2 separate regions of the Homo sapiens genome follow, and region 2 is linked to region 1. Evidence: read pairs that join two places in POLR2A ChIA-PET (ENCODE). Cell type or tissue: HepG2. All regions are shown on one strand. Links, peaks and the distances in the headings refer to the core of each region. The heading gives the core; the rest is flanking DNA.

Evidence for each region. Peaks named below come from ENCODE experiments on the same cell type or tissue, not always from the same donor. Only the 100,000 strongest peaks of a DNase experiment are listed, where the experiment ranks them.
Region 2: POLR2A ChIA-PET joins it to region 1 with 5 read pairs; 1 of 35 experiments calls an interaction of 5 or more read pairs at or near these places.

Annotation. Positions count from the first base shown.
Region 1 is chr13:112,983,001-112,988,368 of GRCh38, reverse strand. All of the region lies in intron 1 of MCF2L (MCF.2 cell line derived transforming sequence like), which reads right to left. Among named protein-coding and RNA genes, the nearest start is that of MCF2L, 16 kb to the right of the region's middle. RefSeq lists an enhancer at 1,843-2,840. In HepG2, for the core only: no CTCF peak of the experiment used is centred there; DNase peaks (open chromatin) are centred at 3,098 and 4,728; H3K4me3 peaks cover 1,494 bases.
Region 2 is chr13:112,926,347-112,931,714 of GRCh38, reverse strand. It overlaps LOC124903214 (a long non-coding RNA gene), which reads left to right and starts at 363. Exons shown (of 2, transcript XR_007063877.1): 1 at 363-655; 2 at 1,767-5,368. It also overlaps a transcript of MCF2L not described here. RefSeq lists an enhancer at 1,532-2,374. In HepG2, for the core only: a CTCF peak has its summit at 586; DNase peaks (open chromatin) are centred at 614 and 2,634; H3K4me3 peaks cover 1,325 bases.

The DNA.
Region 1 (5,368 bases), core at 225-5,224:
GCAGGTGCTGGCCTTCTCCACGACTTTCCTTTCCACTATTTTAGAAATACATTCTTATCATGGCAGGGCTGTACCCCAAAGGTGCTTAACAACCTTTTTGGCTCACCATGTAGAATTAAAAAAAAAAAACACAGTAGACGAGGACCACAGAGAGCATCATGCATCCCGGGCAGAGGCAGCTGCACCACCACACACGGTGTGTACATGTGCGCTGCCACAGATGCCGTCGACTTCCCTCTGAATCGGTGCAAACTCCTGGTCTCAGCCCCAAGACGAGTGGCATGTGCACCTCCAGAAGGAGGCCTCCTCGCCCCGCAGCCTGACCCTGTGACTCTCTTCTAAACACACTGTTTATTCAGAGCAATCTTCTGATGCCCAGCCCTTTTCCCCTTCTCTGAAGAACAAAAATATAGAGCAGGATTCCAAGTAACTGTGACAATGGGTGTGTGTTGCTTGGATGAGGCTGTCCCCTTGTGGGCTGGGCAGGGTCAGTTCTGGTCATTTCTCACAGGTCCGCTGTGACGAGGGGGACAATCCCATCACTGTCCGCCCACAGCGATGGTGCTCATGGGTACTTCCCACACCCCTGCCAGACTTCACACTTTCCAGACACACACTGGCCCCTTCCAGGCCCTGGACAGGGATGAGAGGCCGGATGGGGGCGAGGGAGCCCAACGCCCAACCCTCTCACCACCGTGCAAAGACCAGCAAGCCACAGTATGGAGGACTTCCCTTTCCTCTGCCACTACCATGGAAGTGAAAACGTTGCATGCAGCGCAGGCCGAGACCTCACACCCGGCCTCCTCCTTAGTCTGCCAGACCGTTTTGGGCAGAGCAGCTAAAATCTCTGAACTCCAGGACTCAACTGTGCGGCTGCAGAAGGCCAACTCTGCTTCCCCTGCTGGGCCTCTCCGACTTGGTTTTAATTTGTCTGAGGAAGGGAGTGTGAGCAGTGAGTGAAAAGCAAGAGAGGAAAAAGACCAATGGGTGCTGGTGCTGACCTTGTGCTGGGTGGATCAGGGGGCAGACAACGAGCCCTGGGCTGCGTCCACAAGGTGTGCTCCAGGCGCACGCCACCCTCTGCGTGGCTGCAGACAACAGCGTTTCGGGAAAGCGCTGGAAGGGGCAGGTGGAGGGAGATGCCTTCTGGGACCCCATCCAATCTGAACCTGAACAAGCTGCAGAGACCCTGCGGCCCGTGCTGTCTGCGGCCCTGCAGCCGGGTGAAGGAATGGCTTCAGGGAAAGGCAGCTCCACTGAGTGAGTTCACCGGGTGCCATCTGTGTAAAAGGACCCACCGAGATGGAAATGCGGCAGCCCAGGGTGGCTGTGGCCCCGCGACCTCATGTGCTCCAGCTCCGACACTGGCTCCGAGTCCCACCTGAAACCTCCCCGGAGCCTTGGGCAGGACGCCAGCTTGTTTTCTTATCAAATCTAACTGCATATTGGCCAAAAGTGGCTCCTGCCACCCTTGAGGCATCCCCACAGTCCTGAGAGAACCCTAGACGGCCCTGGCAGAGTGCAGCGTACGCGCCACTGTTGGGGGAGCCCCCACGGTCTGTGAGGCAGGCAGGGGAGTGAGGGCGCAGTGCAGACCCGGCTGCAGGACTGAGGCCCCGTGGGCAGGGTTGGCACCCTCGGCCCAGTGTCCACCCACAGGCAGGCAGGCCCGCCCAGCAGACCCTCCGATGGGGCTTCCCTCCCTCAGGGGGTCCCCAGTGTCACAGAGAGGTTTGCGTGGCTCTTGCGTTTCTGTCCTAACCAGGGGGCCCAGGGGACCGCCTGTCCTCAGAGACACCCCGTGGTCTCCCGGGAGCACCGCCACTGTCTTAAACACCCCTGTGCGGTGGGTCCTCCGAGGGCAGTGGGACCGTGGGGAGGTGGGAGGTTTGGGGGAAGCCCAGGTGTGAATGGGGCGGTGGTGGTGCTGACGTCTACTGCTGTGTCCTCCCACACCGTTCGTGGGACGCTCTGACAACCCTGTGATGCGCATTTCTCTCCGTGACTTCCTGACTCTCCTCATCTGCAGAACGGGTGAGTTCAGAAGAGAGTGGATGCAGTTTTATAAACAGCAAAGCTGCAACTCTGAGGACAAGGACTCAGCACTCTGGGCCCCGGGAAAGCGCCACATGGCATCCGGCCGCGGCCCCATCCTCACAGAGACTGTGTCTTCACAGGCAGGATCAGACCCCGACCGCAGGTCATGCCAGGCAGACACACAGATGGCATTCAGCCAGTGAAGGGGCGAGCCCTTGTTCCAGGGCATTTTCTGGATTTCGAGGTGGAATGAAGGAAATGCCTTCTGAGGCAGGAGACCTGCTCAGCCCCACGCACGGCCCTGGGGGCTCACTGACCACGGGACGGGAAGAGGAAGAGTGGCCGGGGCTCACAGCTCCCTGCACGGCTGACCGTGGGAAGCTCTGCATAAACCGGGCTTCGGTGTGCCGGGGCCGATCCTCAGGCACGTCACCGGGTGTCCCATGGTCAAGGGGACCAGCAAAGTGTTCGGTCACGGCCTTGTCTCTGTCCTGCACCTGCAGCCATGGCCCCGGGACATCAGAGCTCTCAAGACGCGGGGCAGCCTGGTGCAGGCTGAGCCCCCAGCTGTTTGCACAGTTTGTGAGGCTCAGGCTTGCCAGACAAAAGGAGGTTATTTGCTTTTGGTAACTGTGACATAAATTAGGATCAGATGATAACTTTAGGGTGAAAAGCTCATTTGCTTCTCATCCCCACTCCCTGAGCTACTGCAAATTCCACAGGGGACACAGACTGCCCTGTGGAGCACGGGGCATCCACAGAGGGCACCTCCATGCTGCCTCACCCAGAGGCCGCCTCGACTGCTCCGAGCACACCACCTGCGAGGGACTCACAGGGGACGAGGAGACTCACCCTCAGCCACGGACAGCAGCCAGGAGCACCACTCAGAATACAGGTAGTAGCTTTTCATTTCCGCCACGGAAATCCGGACAGCCTTTCCGTCCCCCATGGCGAGGATCAGCTGCCGGGGAGGACGCGCGCTGCCCTGGGCTCGCCACAACCCTCTCCTTGTAACAGGACCTTTCTATGCTGAACTTTGTCCCCTAAAATCTGCATGAGGGACCAGCTGGCTTTTTACTTTCATTTCACCCACTACCTGGGACAGAGTACGCCAGGCAATTACCCTCCTGGAGGCCGATTCCTGCTCCGCCCTGATGTTTACATGCAGGTCCAGGCGACACACCGTGCCCGCCCGAGAGGAACTTGAGGAAAAAGGAACAAGCCTGAGCTATTCTTGCCTTGGGTCCAGGCACAAGGGACCCCGCTGGGGGCATGGCCTCCCTTGCTTTAAACAGGCAGCCGGAAGATGAAACGCAGCAGGTCTTCCGCTGTGCCTGGGGAGCAGCATATTCCTGGGGAGGCTGAGCCAGAGAGTCCTGTCGGGGGTGACTGCTTGCCAGTCTTCCTCCATCTGATCACGGCCCCAAATGCTGACACCACTGGCAATTGGAGGGATGGACAGAAGCAGAGCGGCCTCTGAAGGAGGATGAGCTGCACAGAGACACCGGGACCTGCATCCTGACGCCCTCTCCCCTTCCAGCTTTCCTTCGAGGGAGTCAAGTGTGATTGCTGAGGGATTGGTTCCTCCCAGAAGAACAGCTTTTGTTTGTGCACAGTCTTAGATCCACACGTTTTCCTTTTTGCACGCGCTACTAGGAAGCTTAAAGGGGAATTCCGCTGAGATCACTCACCCTGGGTGCCTCAAATGTATTTATCTGCTTCTTATGGTGAATCCTGATTCTGTTTGAAACTTCCTGTGCCAATCTCAAACACGTTTTATGAAGAGAATTTCTAGGCCGGGCGCAATGGCTCATGCCTGTAATCCCAGCACTTTGGGAGGCTGAGGCGGGCGGATCACATAAGGTCAGAAGTTTGAGACCAGCCTGGCCAACATGGCGAAACTCCATCTCTACTAAAAATACCAAAAAAATTAGCCAGGTGCGGTGGCACATACCCGTAATTCCAGCTACTCGGGAGGCTGAGGCAGGAGAATCGCTTGAACCCAGGAGGCAGGGTTGCAGTGAGCCAAGATCACACCATTGCACTCCAGCCTGGGTGACAGAGCGAGACTCCATCTCAAAAAAAAAAAAAGGAGAATTTCTAAATTCTAAGTAAAACAATCTGTTTTTCTTGGCTTAATTGGAACTCAGCTCCAAATACCCCAGGGCAGGGCAGCACAGGTGGACCCTGGGAGATCCGGCACCCGGCGAGGGTGCTGCTGCCTCTGAAGTATGGTGGTATCTCTGCCACCATGCCATGCAGGACAGAGGGGAGATGGACAACCCTGGCACCGGCCCCAACCTCCACTCAGTAAACAGACAACATCCACTCTTGGTTATCAGAAAATCTCCACCTGCAGCTACATTTTCTCCCAGCACCGTCTCCTCCGGGCAGAGGAGGCTCCTCCTCCATGTGAGTGGAAGTCCACCTGCCTCCTAACCCAAAGGGGCTCTTTTCAGTGCTCAACCCAAGGAAAACAGCTGCAGCACGGGGAGAGGTCTGTCCACAGAGATGCAGAAGCCAGCCTGACCCAGACACACAGGTGGACGGGTGGAGGAGGAGGAAGCCAGGCAGAAGGGAAGGCCCAGGAGGCTGCAGACACCACGCTTCCCCGGGGCCACAGTGCGTCAGAGCACTGAAGTGTCCGTCACCGCCTCACATCCTGATGACCAAGGGCAGAGCCAGCGAGATAAGGCAGGGGACAGAGCTGTAAAGAGGCCACAGGCATCTGACGCTCCTCCCGGCTCCCTGTCTCCGCCTACGGCTCTGCCGTGCCCAGCACCACGGGCTTTGGAGATGGGAACCTGCAGCGTGGCGGGCCTCAGACGTCGGGTGCCGCATTTACAGAGCTTGACTTAAGCCCCGCTGCCCCTCGAGGTGCAGGGCAATGCCTGGAGAAGGCCACCTGCCGGATAGAAGGGAGGAGGCTCATCCTGCAATTGTGAGGTCCGGCCTGGGTTTCCGCAGTGCCACTGGGCACACTCCCCAGCAGATGGGAAGCCAAAGACATGTTAACTTTTTTATTCTCACGACACAGAACTAACTTCTAGGAGTTTCTGGTGAAAAATCCCATGGTGAATCTTACTGGAGCTTCCCGTCCCTACCCAGCTGCCATGAACCTGCAACCTAGACCTGTGTGAGGGGCTCTGCTACCCCCTCACCTCCAACAAACCCTGAGGCACCTGCTGAGTGCTGCGTCCCTGCCACAGCCCGTGGGCCGCACCTGAACCTCACCTCAGGCCTTGCACTGAACCAGCCTGGCTGCCCCCACCACTTTCCACACCCAAAGGCATCAGGAAGTGCTTTCCCCAACCTCCCCACTGGAACCAGC
Region 2 (5,368 bases), core at 219-5,218, 57 kb after region 1:
GGAATCTGCGGTTTCTCTAAGAAGCCCAGTTGCTTTTACTGAAGAATGGAATTAGAAACCAAGATCTGGCCACTGGGGACGCTCGTGGACACTGGCTGCTGCTGCTTCCAGGCCCTCTCAGCTGTCAAGGTGAGGAGAGGCAGGCGTGTGCTATGGGATGTGCACAGTATTTCTGTATGTCGCCACCTGTATCTGCACTAAGCTAAGCGTCAGTTCACACTGACGCCGCACACCTGCTCTGTTACAACACGGGTGTAGCCTCTCCTGGAACAGTGAGAAAGCAGCTCCCATCCGCAGACAGCTGCTCACCTAATCGCTCAGTTTCAGCTTCCGGCAGAGCAGCGTCAGCACTGCCGACCTGTATCTACGGGAAACGACGTAATTAAGTGGAGCCTGGGGCGTTTGTGTGGCTTCTTTTGCCTCTAGTCTCACAGACCCCACTCCTGCCCAGAGTCACGCAGGTCAGCACCCTGTTCCTCTTCTTCCGTGAGGCGGTTTCATGCATCTTCAGCACAGGTTGGCTCTCTGCCTCCTGTGCAGGCAGGAGAAAGGGATGTGGAAACACAGAGTGCCACTCCCTCCCCACTGGGAGGCCCCAGAAGACACAGCCAGGACTCTGAACCTCTGTTTGTCATCTGCACGCTGAACCGCTCAGGTGAGAGGCGCGTCCTGGCTCTAACACGCTCCAGTAAAGCTGGCTTGTGTCTCCTGGTTCCTGCATTCCTTCCGGGGACCCCTCTGACCTCCGAAATGATTTTTACTATTTATTTATTTATTTGAGACGGAGTCTCACTCTGTCACCCAGGCTGGAGTGCAATGGCGTGATCTTGGCTCACTCCAACCCCTGCCTCCTGGGTTCAAGCAATTCTCTTGCCTCAGCCTCCTGAGTAGCTGGGATTACAGGCACGCTCCACCATGCCTGGCTAATTTTTGTATTTTTAGTAGAGATGGGGCTTCACCATGTTGGCCAGGCTGGTCTCGAACTCCTGACCTCAAGTGATCTGCCCTCCTCAGCCTCCCACAGTGCTGGGATTATAGGCATGTCCTAAATAATTTTTAAATTTGCAGGTATTAAGATTTACTCTGTGCTGTGCATCTGTATGGGTTTTGACAAATACATGATATCATATACAGTAGTTTCACTGCCCTAAAATCCCCAGAGCTCCACCTACTCACCCCTCTCTCCTCTCAGCAACTATGGATTTTGTCACTGTCTCCATAGTTTTGCCTTTTCCAGAATATCACAGAGTTGGAATCATACAGTCTGTGGCCTTTTCAGATTGGCTTCTTCCTCTTGGCAATAAGCATCTAAGTTTCCTCTATGTCTCTTCATGACTTAGCCCATTTCTTTTCACTGCTGAGTAATATTCCATCATCTGCATGGACCACAGTTTGTTTATTCATCTACTGAATGACATACTGGTTGCTTCCAGGTTTTAGTGCTTGTGAATAAAGCTCCTATAAACACTTATGTGCAGGTTTTTGTATGGACATGTTTTCAACTAGTTTGGGTAAACACCAAGAAGCAAGATCACTGGACTGTATGGTAAGAGTGCATTTAGCTTTGGAAGTAACGGCCATACTGTCTTCCCCACTCCCTCCGCTCCATCCCAGTGAACGAGAGCTCCCCATGCCCTGTGTCCTCGCCAGTACCAGGCGTTGTGAGGTTTTGTGGAAGCCGATGCTCTAACAGGTGTGTAGGGGCATATGTAACTCTCTAATGACAAATGATTCTGAGCATCTTTTCTGGCACTGGTTTTTATTAGAGCGTTATCCCAGCAACGGCTTTCAATGACAAATGGGAAGAATGAACGTCACAAAACAGGGGTCATCTGGGAAAGAAAGGATCGCCACAAACGGAAGAAAACAACAAGCAGCCAACTGCTAACTCAGCCACAGTGACCGTCCCAAGTCACTTCCCGAGCCTGTGGTCACTCCGCCATCCCGACCATGCAGTCCGTGATGCAGGCGTCATCATCTGCTTTCTGCAGAAGAGGAACCCGAGGCCGGAGGTTCTGGGCAGGGTGCTCAGGATGCTGTGGCCAGCGGTAAGGGGCCAGGGTCTGGAGCTCCACCCACCTGGTGATTCTGACACCTGCTGTGGAGGGGCCTGAGGGCAGGGGCAGACTCCATGCACTTCACAGATTTCATCAGGAGTGTGAAGAGTTAACCTGGAAATGAGTTTCAAATGAACTCCCTGTTGTTTTTCCCAAGTGGTTTTACTAATGCATTTAAGAGAAGGCGGAAAGGGCAGGCTCCCATCCCGATAAAAGATAAATGGCTTTATCCCATTTCCTGGCCTATAAGTGGCAGTGTGCCAAGAAGACCAAACTGCTGACAGCGTCCTGCAGCCACGAAGTTGAACAAACCGCAGCGTTGCTGCAGCCGCGCAGGAATCGGGGAAAGAGATTCACATTAAGGACAACCACGAATCCAGGAATAAAGAGCAAACACCCCTTTGAAGAGGGAGACCCAGTGGCCATTTATGGAACCAATATAAAACTGATCAGGTAAGTCCCTGATTTCTCCATGGCAGGAAAAGGCAAAATGAGCCAACAGCTGGAGCTCCCTGTGCAGGCAGGAGAAAGGGATGTGGAAACACCGAGTGCCACTCCCTCCCCGCTGGGAGGCCCCAGAAGACACAGCCAGGAGGACTCTGAACCTCTGTTTGTCATCTGCACGCTGAGTAGCTCAGGTGAGAGGCACGTCCTGGCTCTAACATGCTCCAGTAAAGGCTGGCTTGTGTCTCCTGGTTCTGTGTCCACAGGTGCCAGCCACAGACAGCCCCACTGCAGATGCCACAGACTGTCAGCTGGGAGGAGGCGCAGACCTCCATCCATGTATGTGGCCAGAAAAGGCCCTCGGCCGGGAAGTCCTCTCAAGGAGGGTCTGAGGAGCACGCACATCCCTCTCCCCTGCAGGGAAGCGTCAGAGCTGCTGGAGACTGTTTTTAAAAAACATATGGTCCTTTCCCCGTGCCAAGACCACATGCGTTTTACATGTGTCTCTTAGTCCTGTGTGTGTCCCATACAACAGGCAAAGTAAAGTTTCAGAGTGCACACTCCAGCTATTCACAGACACTAGCGATGCCAATGCTCCTATAAAACAAATACTAGGAGTAGACAGTCATCATGACTTTTTTGGGGGTGAAGGGAGGAAAAAAGCACCATATTTATTTGAAAGATATGGACATAGTTCCTTTCCATTTAGATAGCATCTTTGCAAGTACAGTAACGGCTGGCATGGCTAGACAGAAATAGGCTCTGTGCACATTTCCAAGGATTATAACGAGGCACATTCACGCAGAGAATTAATTATGACTGTGAGGAAAAAAGACCACAGCAGTGCTTAGAAGACTGAGGAATCAAGCAGGTAGGGCAGTGTCTGCCATGCAACTTACATTATAAAAAGTTTTCTTTAAATCATAGAAATTTCAAACGAGTGCAAAAACATCAGAAACGGTGCAATGACTGCAACAACGTTGGTGCACGGCCGGCCGCGTTTCACCCGCATCCCCAGCAACGGCTGCCCACCACCATCAATCCAAGGCAAACCCCAGACAGCACAGAACTGTTAACACGTGCAGAGTTCAGTAAACATTCCTAAAAGGTAATGACTTTTTATACACATAAACACAATACAATCAATTCCACAGCCACAATACAATTAATAATTATTCAGAATTAAATATCTAGCCAGTGTTAACGTTTCTCCTGTTATTTTTCTCTGTGTTTTCTAGACACATTTTGTTTGAACTAGGATCAAAATCTTATCCAGTCCATAGCCTGCAATTGGCTGCTATTTCCTGAGTCTCTTTTGATAGACAGGTTTTCTTGCTGATTCTCTTTTCTTTGTATTTTTGTTGTTGTTGTTGGAGAAACCAGGTCATTTGTCATGTAGAGCTTCACATGAGGTGGGTTTTGTCGATTACGCCCCCTTGGAGGTGTTTATCATGTGCCTCTGTCCCCGGTATTTCCTATAAATTGACAGTTACATCTAGGTGCCTGGTCAGATTCTGGTTCAGCTTTTACTTTTACTTTTTTGGCAAGAGCAGTTCACCAAGGGAGGTGCTAATGTCCAACTCGCCTTCTGTGATGCCAGCAGCTTCCTGATCAGAGGCTGTGGAATTGACTGTATTGTGTTGATGTTTTATAAAGAGTCATTCATTACCTTTTAGTCTTGCACTTGCTGGTAGAACAAGATGTTGTAGGCTCGTTGGAAACATTTTTCCCCAGACCCGGTCATTTATCCAAAGACCTCCAGATCTTCTCAGTGGGAATGACATGAGGAGACCACAACTGGGCTCTCTGTGTTCAGTTTTTTCCATGGACAGGTCTAGAAACCATGTATTTTACGATAAAAGACACTGGACTTATACAGATGCTTCCAGTTCAACATCAAGACTAGAAGACTATTAAAAAATTGCAAATAACTCTATTTCTGCCAGAGTACTTTTGGGACAGATTCCTAGAAGTGGAATTGCTGGTCAAAGGGCAAACGTGTCTATGACCTCGCTAGATACTGCCAAGTTCACATGATGAGGTCATGCCATTTGCCGCAGCCATGCCACGGGAGAGTTCAGCCCTCCCCACTTCTCCAGCTAAACTTCTGATTAGCAAGAGGCAGTATGCCAGTGTGCTTTTAATTCATATTTCTCTGTAAGTGTGATTTAGCATCTTTTTTCTTTTAAATTGACAAAAACTGTATTTATAGCACACTACATGATGGTCTGAAGTATGTATGCACAGTGGAAAGGCTAAATCGAGCTAATTAGCACATGTCTTAACTCATATGCTTATTTCTTAGTGGTGGGAACACTTAAATCTACTCTTAGCAATTTCAGAAATTCATTATAGTCACCATACTGTACAATAATCCCTGACCAACATCTTCCCAGCACATCCCACCCCGCCCCCTGCCCCAGGCGACCGCCACTCTGCTCCTATGAGTTCCCCTTTCTGCGAGTACACATGTAAGTGAGAACATGCAGGATTTGTCTTTTTGTGCCTGGCTTATTTCACTTAACAGAATGTCCTTTGGGTTCATATATGTTGTCACAAATGATACGGTTTCATCCTTTTCCAAGGCTATACAGCACTCCACTGTGTGTATATAGATGAAGCCACACAGCACTCTGCTGTGCATATCGACCAGGTGGCACAGCACCCCCCTGTGCATGTAGACCAGGCCGTACAGTACTCCGCTGTGCATGTAGACCAGGCCGTGCAGCACTCCGCTGTGTATATAGACCAGGCCGTACAGTACTCCGCTGTGTATAGAAACCAGGCCGTACTGCACTCCGCTGTATATGTAGACCAGGCCGTACTGCACTCCACTGTGTATGTAGACCAGGCCGTGCAGCACTCCG